Regions from separate parts of the Mus musculus genome. Here region 1 is linked to region 2. A link is a contact called in ENCODE Hi-C or POLR2A ChIA-PET data. All regions are on one chromosome and are shown on one strand. The core of a region is the stretch at or near the end of the contact, and the rest is flanking DNA. Distances in the headings are between cores, read along the strand shown.

The links. A loop is a pair of places that touch in the nucleus more often than their neighbours do. ChIA-PET counts read pairs that join two places held with the same protein, here RNA polymerase II (POLR2A).
Region 1: a map of heart shows a loop between it and region 2 (3-fold over the local background). The contact joins the enhancer-like site here to the promoter of Zfp710 in region 2. A Hi-C loop is called at or near these places in 6 of 37 maps with a recorded cell type or tissue (gastrocnemius and heart). POLR2A ChIA-PET finds 5 or more read pairs at or near these places in 5 of 5 experiments (Patski and embryonic stem cell).

What each region holds. Positions count from the first base shown.
Region 1 is chr7:80,056,913-80,061,790 of GRCm38, reverse strand. The region is part of intron 1 of Zfp710 (zinc finger protein 710); the gene reads right to left. Among named protein-coding and RNA genes, the nearest start is that of Gm51449, 3.1 kb to the right of the region's middle. Within about 2 kb of position 2,555, at least 1 of the 3 ENCODE cell types and tissues checked has a DNase peak (open chromatin) inside an H3K27ac peak, as active enhancers do; it is heart, where a contact is called at or near this core.
Region 2 is chr7:80,023,933-80,028,492 of GRCm38, reverse strand. It overlaps Zfp710 (zinc finger protein 710), which reads right to left and starts at 2,265. Exons shown (of 5, transcript NM_175433.5): 1 at 2,010-2,265.

The DNA of each region.
Region 1 (4,878 bases), core at 1,306-3,805, 33 kb before region 2:
CTCCCTGGCCCATGTGCCTAGGTGTGTGCACACGAGCACACACACAAACACATACCACATATACACACACACCGCACATATACACACAATACATAATTAAGAACAACAAAGTTCCCCTTTGTTTTGAAAAGGCTTTAAGGAATTCTGCTGACAGGCTACAGGAGCACCAGTGTCTAGAAATGAAAACACAGCTACTTCTGAGATGACAGAGAAAAACAGCCCACAATTGGGTCCTGACCTCTTGGTGTCCTGGGAGGAGTTTGAGACGAGGACAGAAAAATGTCATTCGGTGGGACCTTCAGAGACTGTAATCTACACTCTTAAAAAGTCTTGTATTATTTTTTGTGCATGAGTGTTTTGCCTGCATGTGTATCTGTACACTGTGTGCCTGGTGCCCTTGGAGAACAGAGGAGTGTGTCCGATCCTCGGGAACTGACTGGAGCTATAGACAGGTGTGAGCTACCGTGTGGGTGCTGGGAACCAAACCCGGGGGCTTTTACCCCGAGCCATCTCTGCGGCCCTTCAATCCCTTTTTGAAATAAGTAACAAAAACAATCATAGCTTGGTACTCAGTTTGACGGTGAGCAAAATTAACCCAAAAATATGACTTTATGAAGAAGGAAAATGCGGTAGGATGCCATGAAGGAGATTCCTCATATACAAGAGGGTGGGCAGTGGTGGTACGTGTGTGTGTGTGTGGGGGGGAAGCCTACAGTGTGGGCATGTGTTCTCAAAGAGACTGAAGCACTGGGGTGTCACCCTGGGAGGAAGAGGCATGACCAGAGACCACACTGGGACCAGCTCCTCAGGAATGCTGGGAGGACTAGTGACACCATGGAGCTCTCGATGGCACACGTGTATGCCTGAGGTCTGGGTTTCCTCACAAGCCCCCAGCAGAGCCTGCTGGCTCACCTGGCATCATGGCCACCGTGCCTAAGAGGCTCTGGGTCTCACATGCACACTGGTACCTTCTCCCTTGCCAGCAAGTCAGCTAGGGCCTCAATAGTTCCCATCTTTTAAGTCTAATGCATGCTTGGTGCCATTTCCACCTGAATAGCGTCTCCTTTCCACCAGAGGAGTGGAGAAATGCAAAGCACACCAAAAACCTCCGGGACTGTAGAAATGTCAGGCAACACCCCAGTGTGCTCCATGGGACACAGCCCTGACCAAGGAGCCTTTGGACCCAACTCTAACAGGTGTGGCCACCTGGGTCTCAACTTGTGCAAGGTGCAGGGCATGAAAGAGGTGTGGCAGCTGATGGCCAAGGCAAGAGCAGGGTTAAAGTTGCAAGGTCGCCAGACGAGACCATACAGGGCAGGTACTCCACAGTACCTGGTTTCAGTCACCAAAGCTCAAAATTACGGCTAGATTACATCTGATATTCTCAGGCTCAGGGCTGTGCTGGGGTGACTCTGTGCTGGCCCCCAGCTGCCCCTGCAGGGAGTCCTACCTTATGTCACATGGCTGGGCCCTGTCCACTTCTGCCTCGTAGCCTGGATGTAGGCCGGGCTTCAACCTCTTAAACCCCTATCCATGAAATGAAGATAGCACACACCCAGCCATCCAGGTTGGCTATGGACCCAGTGAGATAACCTTTCCGGTCAGCTGGGTCCAGCTATAAATAAGTTAACTGAAGCAGGAGAGAGCATTCCATGACTCACAGGAGGTAAAAAACAAAGGCCATGCCTCCAACTGGCGATCCCTTTTCCCCTTGCAATTTTCCCGGATACACCTTTCAGCAGAGCTGTAAACCAGTAAACAACTTGAAGGTACTCAACCTGACAAATCCAGAGTCCTCTACAACACAGCTGGCTTGCACAGACTCTTCAAAGACAATGTCTCTCTCTCTCTCACACACACACACACACACACAACACACACACACACACACACACACAGAGAGAGAGAGAGAGAGAGAGAGAGAGAGAGAGAGAGAGAGAGAGAGAGAGAACGGGGGACTGGTCTGAGTCAAAAGCTAAAAAACAAAACCAAATGTACAGCACGGATAGGAAAGAGGCACCAGAGACACTTTCAGAGAAGCAGGAAAATTCACAAAGGATGATGTAATGGACGGTATCGCTGAGTAACAATGTTTCTAGGTGTGATCAAGATCCCAGGTGGGAAGCCCTGGCTCTGAGGAACAGCAAATATGTGGGATGGACCTCCATGATAGAGCGTCACCTGTCAGTCAATTTCACAATGAAGCCTTATGAGTAAATCAGGCCTTGTGGGCAGGCTGTGACTTGTTCCTTGGGTCTACTGGGCCTGGCTTTAGTTTCTTCTGCCCATGGCGGAGAGCAATGGTGTGTAAAGCAGGCTGCAGTGTTCCTAGTCTGCAGGGCAGATATTAAAAATGCTACATGGACCAAACAGTGGGATGACTAGGCAAGTGAGCGCTCAGACCTGTCAGGGAAGCCCAGCTGCTGCAGACAGAGAGGAAGTTGCAGAGTGGGCAACGGCTTGGTAGCTCTGCTGCTCAGCTCAGAACGGAGACTGGCCACCCAGGCTTGCTGGGATGACCCTGAACCCTCAGCTGCTTCCTCTCTGGGGGGGGGGGGGGGGGCAGCACCTGGTCTCCCACTGCTCATCTCTCAGCGCGTAGACAGCCTGTTTCCATTCCTGTAGCCTGTTTTGGACCCACTGTTCTGTGGGGTCCACGGCACTTTAAGGGCAGGAACCACAAGTGTCGGGTCAGAGTTTGTCCCCACCTTCCCGGTGCAGCTAGATGGTGGCAAGCTTTCCCCAGAGGCGGTACTTGGTGGTAATCAGGCCTCAGCCTCCCCCTTCAGAACAAGGGTTCTTTCAGCTGATTCTCTAGGGAACCTTACTCAGCTCAGAGCTCTCCCAGTGCTCAAGGGCAAAGCAGTCTTCCCATTGGCCTTGTCCAGTGCACCAGAGCCATGGGAGAGTCCCGAGGCAGCGGGGCCACCTTCCCAAAGCCTCAGTGGGGGATTTCCAGGGAACGCAGCCACCTAGACTGGGCCTACCCCAGACCCCAGTAAGATTGAAAGGTCCTTCAAATAACTGAAAGTAAACTTGAGAGCCCTGCCCTCTGTCCCACCACCCAGTGTCCTTTCCCTTCCAGCCACTCAAGAGCCCCCCCATCTCTTCAGCCTGCCCTGCACCCTCACCTTTCTGTGCTGTGGCCTCCCTGTCTCCACCTCCCCAGATACCAGCATTCTTCAAGGCTCAAGTGTCTCTTCAGGAACACAAGTCACTTCTCCAAGAGAGAAGACAGAGAGTTTCCTGTTGTGTGGAACTGAGCACAAAAGCTGGAGAAAGAGTCATTAAGAACCCAGCACCTTGTTCCTCCTGAGAGCCTCAGGACCTCAGGAGAGCTTTAGGCAAGAAAGTCATATAACATTGTGACAGACACACAGACACACACAGAAAGACAGAAAGCCACACACACACAACCTTGAGGTGCAAGGAATGAAACCTGGAGCCTTGTACAGGCTAGGTAAACATCCTACCACTGAGCAACAGGCACAGCCTTGCCACCAATGTTTGTTGGTTTTGTGAGTTTTGTTTTCTCGGGGAGCCTCACAGAAGCCCTGGATCACTTCCAACTTGTGGCAATTCTCCTGTGCCCACCTCCCAAGTGCTGGTATTAGAGGTCCACGCCACCATGCCGGATGCCATGCACATTCTGGCGATCTGGGGGGACAGGGCAGTGTCCCGGTGTGGCTGCTTGACCTTTCACACGCCCCACTGCGGTCCCCGGTGGCACGGCCCTGCCTGCGTGGACTCTGCTCTTCCTGAGAATGATGGCCAGGTCTGTTCTGTCACCAGGGACTGGGACAGGCTTTCTTTCCACTGTGGCCAGTAGGGTTGACAGCTGAATGCAGGGAGGAGTGGCGAGCAAGTGCTAACAATGAGAATTCATTCCAGGCTCCCGATGGGCAGAGACCATCTGGACAGACCCAGAGGCCACCGGAGGGACGCCCCTTGGTGAGGAGGACATTCACTCCAGCCACTTCAGAGAAACCCAAGGAGCCCGGTGTCACTAAAAAAGAACATTAAAATCGAATGGCACCCGATGAATGGCTGGGAAACGTTACACATCAATCCAGTCGAGGGTTTTCCACTCTTAGATAAAGCAAAGGAAAGAGAAGAGTGAACTGGAGGAGGGGCAGGGGAAGGAAGCTGGGAGAGGAGGGCAGAGTCTCAAACTCTAGAGTTTACAGAGAAAGGGGAGGGAGAGACAAGGAGAGAACAGGAAGGGGAAGCTGAAGTTTTCCCCCTTAGAAATGGAAGTCACTACAGCAAAGCTGTCCTTGGCTCTGGGCAGGCCCAGGGTGGGGAGGTCAAACTCCAAACTACCAAAGACAGGCTCCACTGGGCCTGCCGTGCCTCTGGATGGGCTGCTGGTACCACCACCTAGGTAGGGCCCCAACTCAGAAGGCCTACTCTTGGTCACATGTTCACATGACTGTCCTGAAATTCTTACTCATTTTCCAACACAGGGTCCATGTTTCTATTTGTCACCCGGGCCCTGAAAATTATGTAGCCGCTCCTGGCTGACCTTTCCAGAGGACATTTCTGCAAGCAGGGCAGGAGGGTGGCTGTGGGCGGGCCCAGGCTGCTACTAGATGTTTGCTATCCAAACACTAGTCTCTGTACTGTTGACTCAGCCATCAGGTATTAGGAGGCAGAGCTTCACCCCCCAAGCTGAAGATCTGGGCCTGGGTGCTAGCTGTGGATAGACTCCACTGGGAAATCCACACTAAGGAGGCCTGACCTGTCCCTGCATACAGGAAGCACACATTACACTGAGCCTGTGGGGAACACCATGCTGTCTGGGGAGACCTGCCTCAAACGCTAAGCTCGCTACAGTCAGTGCGAGCAACTGGGCAAGCCTGTCCACATCCCGAGCCA
Region 2 (4,560 bases), core at 1,016-3,515:
TGCCCTCTGGCAGCAGAGCCAGCTCTGCAAGGTGGCTAGAGCTGGAAGTTATCAATTCAAGGTTGTGCTCCAAGAACAGCAGGTGCCCGGCCCAGGGTTACTTGTGGGATGAGAGAGCAGACAAAAAAAAAAAAAAAAAAAAAAACACTAAGCCAAGGTCTCCAAGGTAAATGTGCTTTCAAACAAGTGAAAAGGTGATGGTCAAAATCAAAACCAGACAGGCCCATCAGCTTTGATGAGAATACACTTATATCTAAAGCCGGTAACGACCAGCTCCCCCATCTCAGGCCAGCTCCACGGATCTTTGAAGGTCCCTAGGAGGGCCTTCCGCCACCCCCCACCCCCGCTCCTGTTCCCATACACCAGTTCTTCTCTTCGGCAGAAATGAACTTTGCTTTTTTACTTACACACGTACAAAGGCAAGGCTGAGAGGGCAGCGTCAAAGCTGGCTGGATGACCCCCAACAGCACAAAGTCCTCCGCACACCTGTGGGGGAGTTTTGTGAGCTTCCGGGGTACCCACAGGGACTAGTTAAGTCTTCAGGTGGACAGTGGCGGAGAGTTTCCATTGTGAACGGAAAGAAAGGTGCTCAGAGTGCCCTTCGAAGATAGGGCACAGGGCCCGCAGGTCAAGTGTCCCCTCACTGGCAGACTGGCCGCTAAGACCGTGAAGGAACTCTGCAGTGTCCGGGTGAAAACACACCCAGACTACTGCTCGGCCTGGTCGGAACCATCACGCAGGGCGTAGAGATACATTAATGACCGTTTTGGATTAGTTAAAGCCCACACAAGCACCTCCCTGGCCTCTTAAATCTTCCCAAACTACAGTTTAGACTGGAGGGAAGCAGTTGCAGGGACCATAAAAGTCATCTTAAAAGGCAAGTTGAAAAAAAAAAAAAAAAAAGAAAGAAAACCAACAACCCGCTACGCACGAGTTAGCAAGTCCGCAGCTGGGGCGGAGGGGTGGGGGGTAGCACCGAGGCCGGCTCGGTGGGGTCTGAGAGTCGTGGAGGGAAGACCACCCGATTCGGGGGGCTCCTCCGTCTGACGCCGACGATCACGCCCCACAGCTCCGTCCAATTAGGAAAATGACCGCGAGGAGAGGGAGAGGGGGCGGCGAGGAAGGGAGGCCGAGCCACGGGAGGCTCGAGATCTGCCGTGGGGATCTGCCCACCGGTTCCCGGCCCGGGGGGTGCGCCTTCAACAGGTCGGAGACGGGGCCACCGAGGTGGGCCGGGGTCCCGCGCTGGTGACGCCCGCTGCCCTCGAGGGGCGCCCGGCACGCCAGCTGCGCGCTGAGCCCTAGCCACCCTGCCGGCCGGGCCGCGCGGCCACCCCACCCGCTCCCGGAGTAAAAAGTTTGTGGGCAGCCGCAGGGGCGGGGCGGCGAAGGGTGAAACTTTGAGTCCCGGGCCGGGTGCGGGGGGAGCATCCCCGAGCGCCGCGACACCCACGTGCGGGCCGGAGACCGCCGCCGCCGCCTCCCCGGCCTCCCACGCTACCGCCGCGCTTTCCTTTCATTTTGCTGCTTCTCTGCCTGTGCCTCTCTCTCTCTCTCTCTCTCTCTCTCTCTCTCTCTCTCTCTCTCTCTCTCTCTCTCTCTCTCTCTCTCTCTCTCTCTCTCTCTCTCTCTCTCTCTCTCTCTCTCTCTCTCTCTCTCTCTCTCTCTCTCTCTCTCTCTCTCTCTCTCTCTCTCTCTCTCTCTCTCTCCTCTCTCTCTCTCTCTGTCTCTCTCTCTCCTCTCTCCTTCCCTTCCCCCTCTCCTCCCTCCTCCTCCCCCCCTCCAGACGCCATCTCTCTCTCTTTCCCCTTCTCTCGCTCCAGCTCTCCGGCATGAGGGAATGTGGAAGTGAAAGGAAAAGACGACATGTTTGCCTGCGCGCCGCCGTCCCCGGGGAGAGGCGGGGGGCGGGTCGACCGCGGCCGCAGCGACCCACCCCCGCGCCCCCCAGCCACCCCGCCGCGGGCCGCCCGGGGGCTGGCGGGGCCGCGGGCTCGCGGGACACTCACCCTGGGTCCGGGCGCGGCTCCTCGCGCTGGGGGCCCTCGGCTGGCCGGGCCGGGCGGGCCGGGGGCTCCTGCTGCCCACCGCCCGGGTTGCAGCTGCGCGCCGCCTCCACGCGCGCCCGCCCTGCTCTGCCACCCTCCCTCCGGCTCCTCTCTTTCTCCCCCCCTCTCTCTCTCCCTCCTGCTCTCTCTCGCGCTCGCTCGCTCTCTCGCTCGCGCTCTCTCCCTCCCTGGAAGAAGGGAATGAGGCAGGGCTGACGTGAAGGGATGCTAAACAGCTCCTCCTAAGCCTGCTCGCAGAGGAAGAGAGACAGAAAAGCAGCCCTTTTATCTCTCTTTTGTTTTCTCACTTCCTTCCACCCCCCCAGCACCCCCCTCTCCTCGGCCCAAGTTTTCTTTTTCTCTTTCTACCGCAGAGAGGATTTTTCTTCTTTTCTTTCTTTCTCTCGCTGCAACTCTCCTACTCGAATTGCAAGCCTGGAGGCTTCTCTTTTTTTTCTTCCCCTTCCCTCTTTTCTTCCTCCTTCCTCCTTTATTTCTCTAAAAGGGTTTTGTTTGCTGTGGGAGTTTCGTTTGAAAATCGAGTCACGCCTTTTTCCTTCTTTTCTTTCGCCCTCTCCCTCTTTTTTTTCCCCTCCTCTCAGCAGAAAAGGGGAACAAAGATTAACAAGCGGGGGAGAAGGGAGCGTCAGAACCTCGCATGGAAATGGGGGGGCTGTCCCTGCCAGGCACAAAGGGGGCTCCAGAGAGCAGCCCCCAGGAAGTCTGGGGTGCCCTATCCCAAATAAGAGCTAATGGGGGTTGGGGTCGGGGGAGCCCGAGTGGCCAGTCCTTCCGAATACGGGTTAGGGCTCAACCTGCCCCCTCCCCAGTCAGGGGTGGAAGCTGGGGGTGCTCTTCACTTAATATATTTTTTAAGTGGGCAGATGGGACTTAGAGCAAACGTCGCCGCAGAGCCCTCAACAGTAAAGAGCCTTTAAACAGCTGTTCGCAGAGCCCTGGACGGTCAGACTCGAGGGAACGGCCCCGGCTGCTATCACCGGGACCCGGGTGCGAATGGGGTTCAGAGGAGTTCGGGGTCCCTCGCATCCTCCCCAAGCCCAGGGCCTAGGCTCGACCCCGGGGTGCACTGCTGGAGGGCGCCGAGGCGTGGTCGTTCGCTGAGGTCTGGGCCCTTGTGGCTCCCCGCGGGGCCCGGGGTTCGGCATAGCCTGGCCTCCTCCCAGCTCTGGGACAGGCCGGACACCCCGCCTCCAACCTCCCGGACACCCGCCACTCAAGAGCTGCGCCGCTCGACTCCGACGCATGGGCGGGTACGGAGCCCGCGGACAGAGCGGGGCAGTGTCGCCACCAAGGGTCAATTATTCATGGGGCGCCTGGGCGTGCTCCCAAGACCAGCTCTGTCTTCGGCTTCTCCAGAGGAGTGGAGACAACACGGGGGAAAAGTTCCCAGAGCAAAGTTGGCCACATTTCTTATTTTCCCAAGTAAGTATTGAGCACCTGCTGGATGCCTGGCCCTTGGACTGGGGCTGCAGCTGGGCGAGAAACGTGAGGTCTCGGCGGGCCCAGACAAAGCGAGGGAAGCTGTGGCTCCGGACCAGGTCACCGAGCTGAAGGGAAGCCTGGATCCTCTCCCCTCCCTGCGCTCTTCCTTCCCCTTCCCTCCTTCCTCCGGGCTGCATCTCCTTGGCTCCACCCCTTCTCATCAATTCCTCCCACACTTCCCTGCTCTCCCTGGCTTTTCACTGGAGGGTCCCTTCTCCCAGCGAGGAGCAGATGCAGAGCCCCATTGTCTCTCCCCCAATGACTGCAGCCTCCCAGGGATAGGACCAGCCACTCCTTCCCCTCCCCCCAGCCCAAAGGCCTGGGTCTTTAATGACAGGAGCCCCAAGGCCACTGCCCCTCGCCCCACCCTACACCAGCTCACGGAGCTGTGAGCAATGACTCCAGTCACTCAGAACATGATTTATTTCTGGCAAGGAGTGAGAAAACAGAAGCCAGAGAGTTTGGTTCAGCAAGAAGGACCCCGTGATTTCAGGCTCAGCACACTGGGTCTCTAGTGACCTCAGCACCTTCACCAGCCAACAGGGAATGCTGGAAGCCACAGTTCTGTCATCACCTGCCCTCTCCAGAACACCCAAGTCATATTTTCTCAAAAAAAGACAAAGTCCTCTCTGACAGTCAAATAGTCATTCAACAACCATTCGCTTCTGTGCCTGCTTCCTGCCAGCTCCCCAGCCTGCAACTAAGGACTTAACCACCAGAGACACCATCTCCTTGTTCTGGCTTTGCAAACTGGTAGGAGCCCGAGAGAGCTGGGCCTCAGTCAGGCATCATTGGTGCATACTTGTAGTCCCAGCACTTGGAAAGCTGAGACAAGAGGATTGCCAGGAGTTTTAGGCAAGCACAGACTACATATTGAATAATATATTAGCCAAGGCCATTATGGCAAGACTTTGTCTCAACAAAACTAAAAAGAGGGAGGCACAGTTGTGCATGGATTGAAATCCCAGCTTCTGGAAGGTAGAGACAGGAAGAGCAGAAGTTCAAGGTC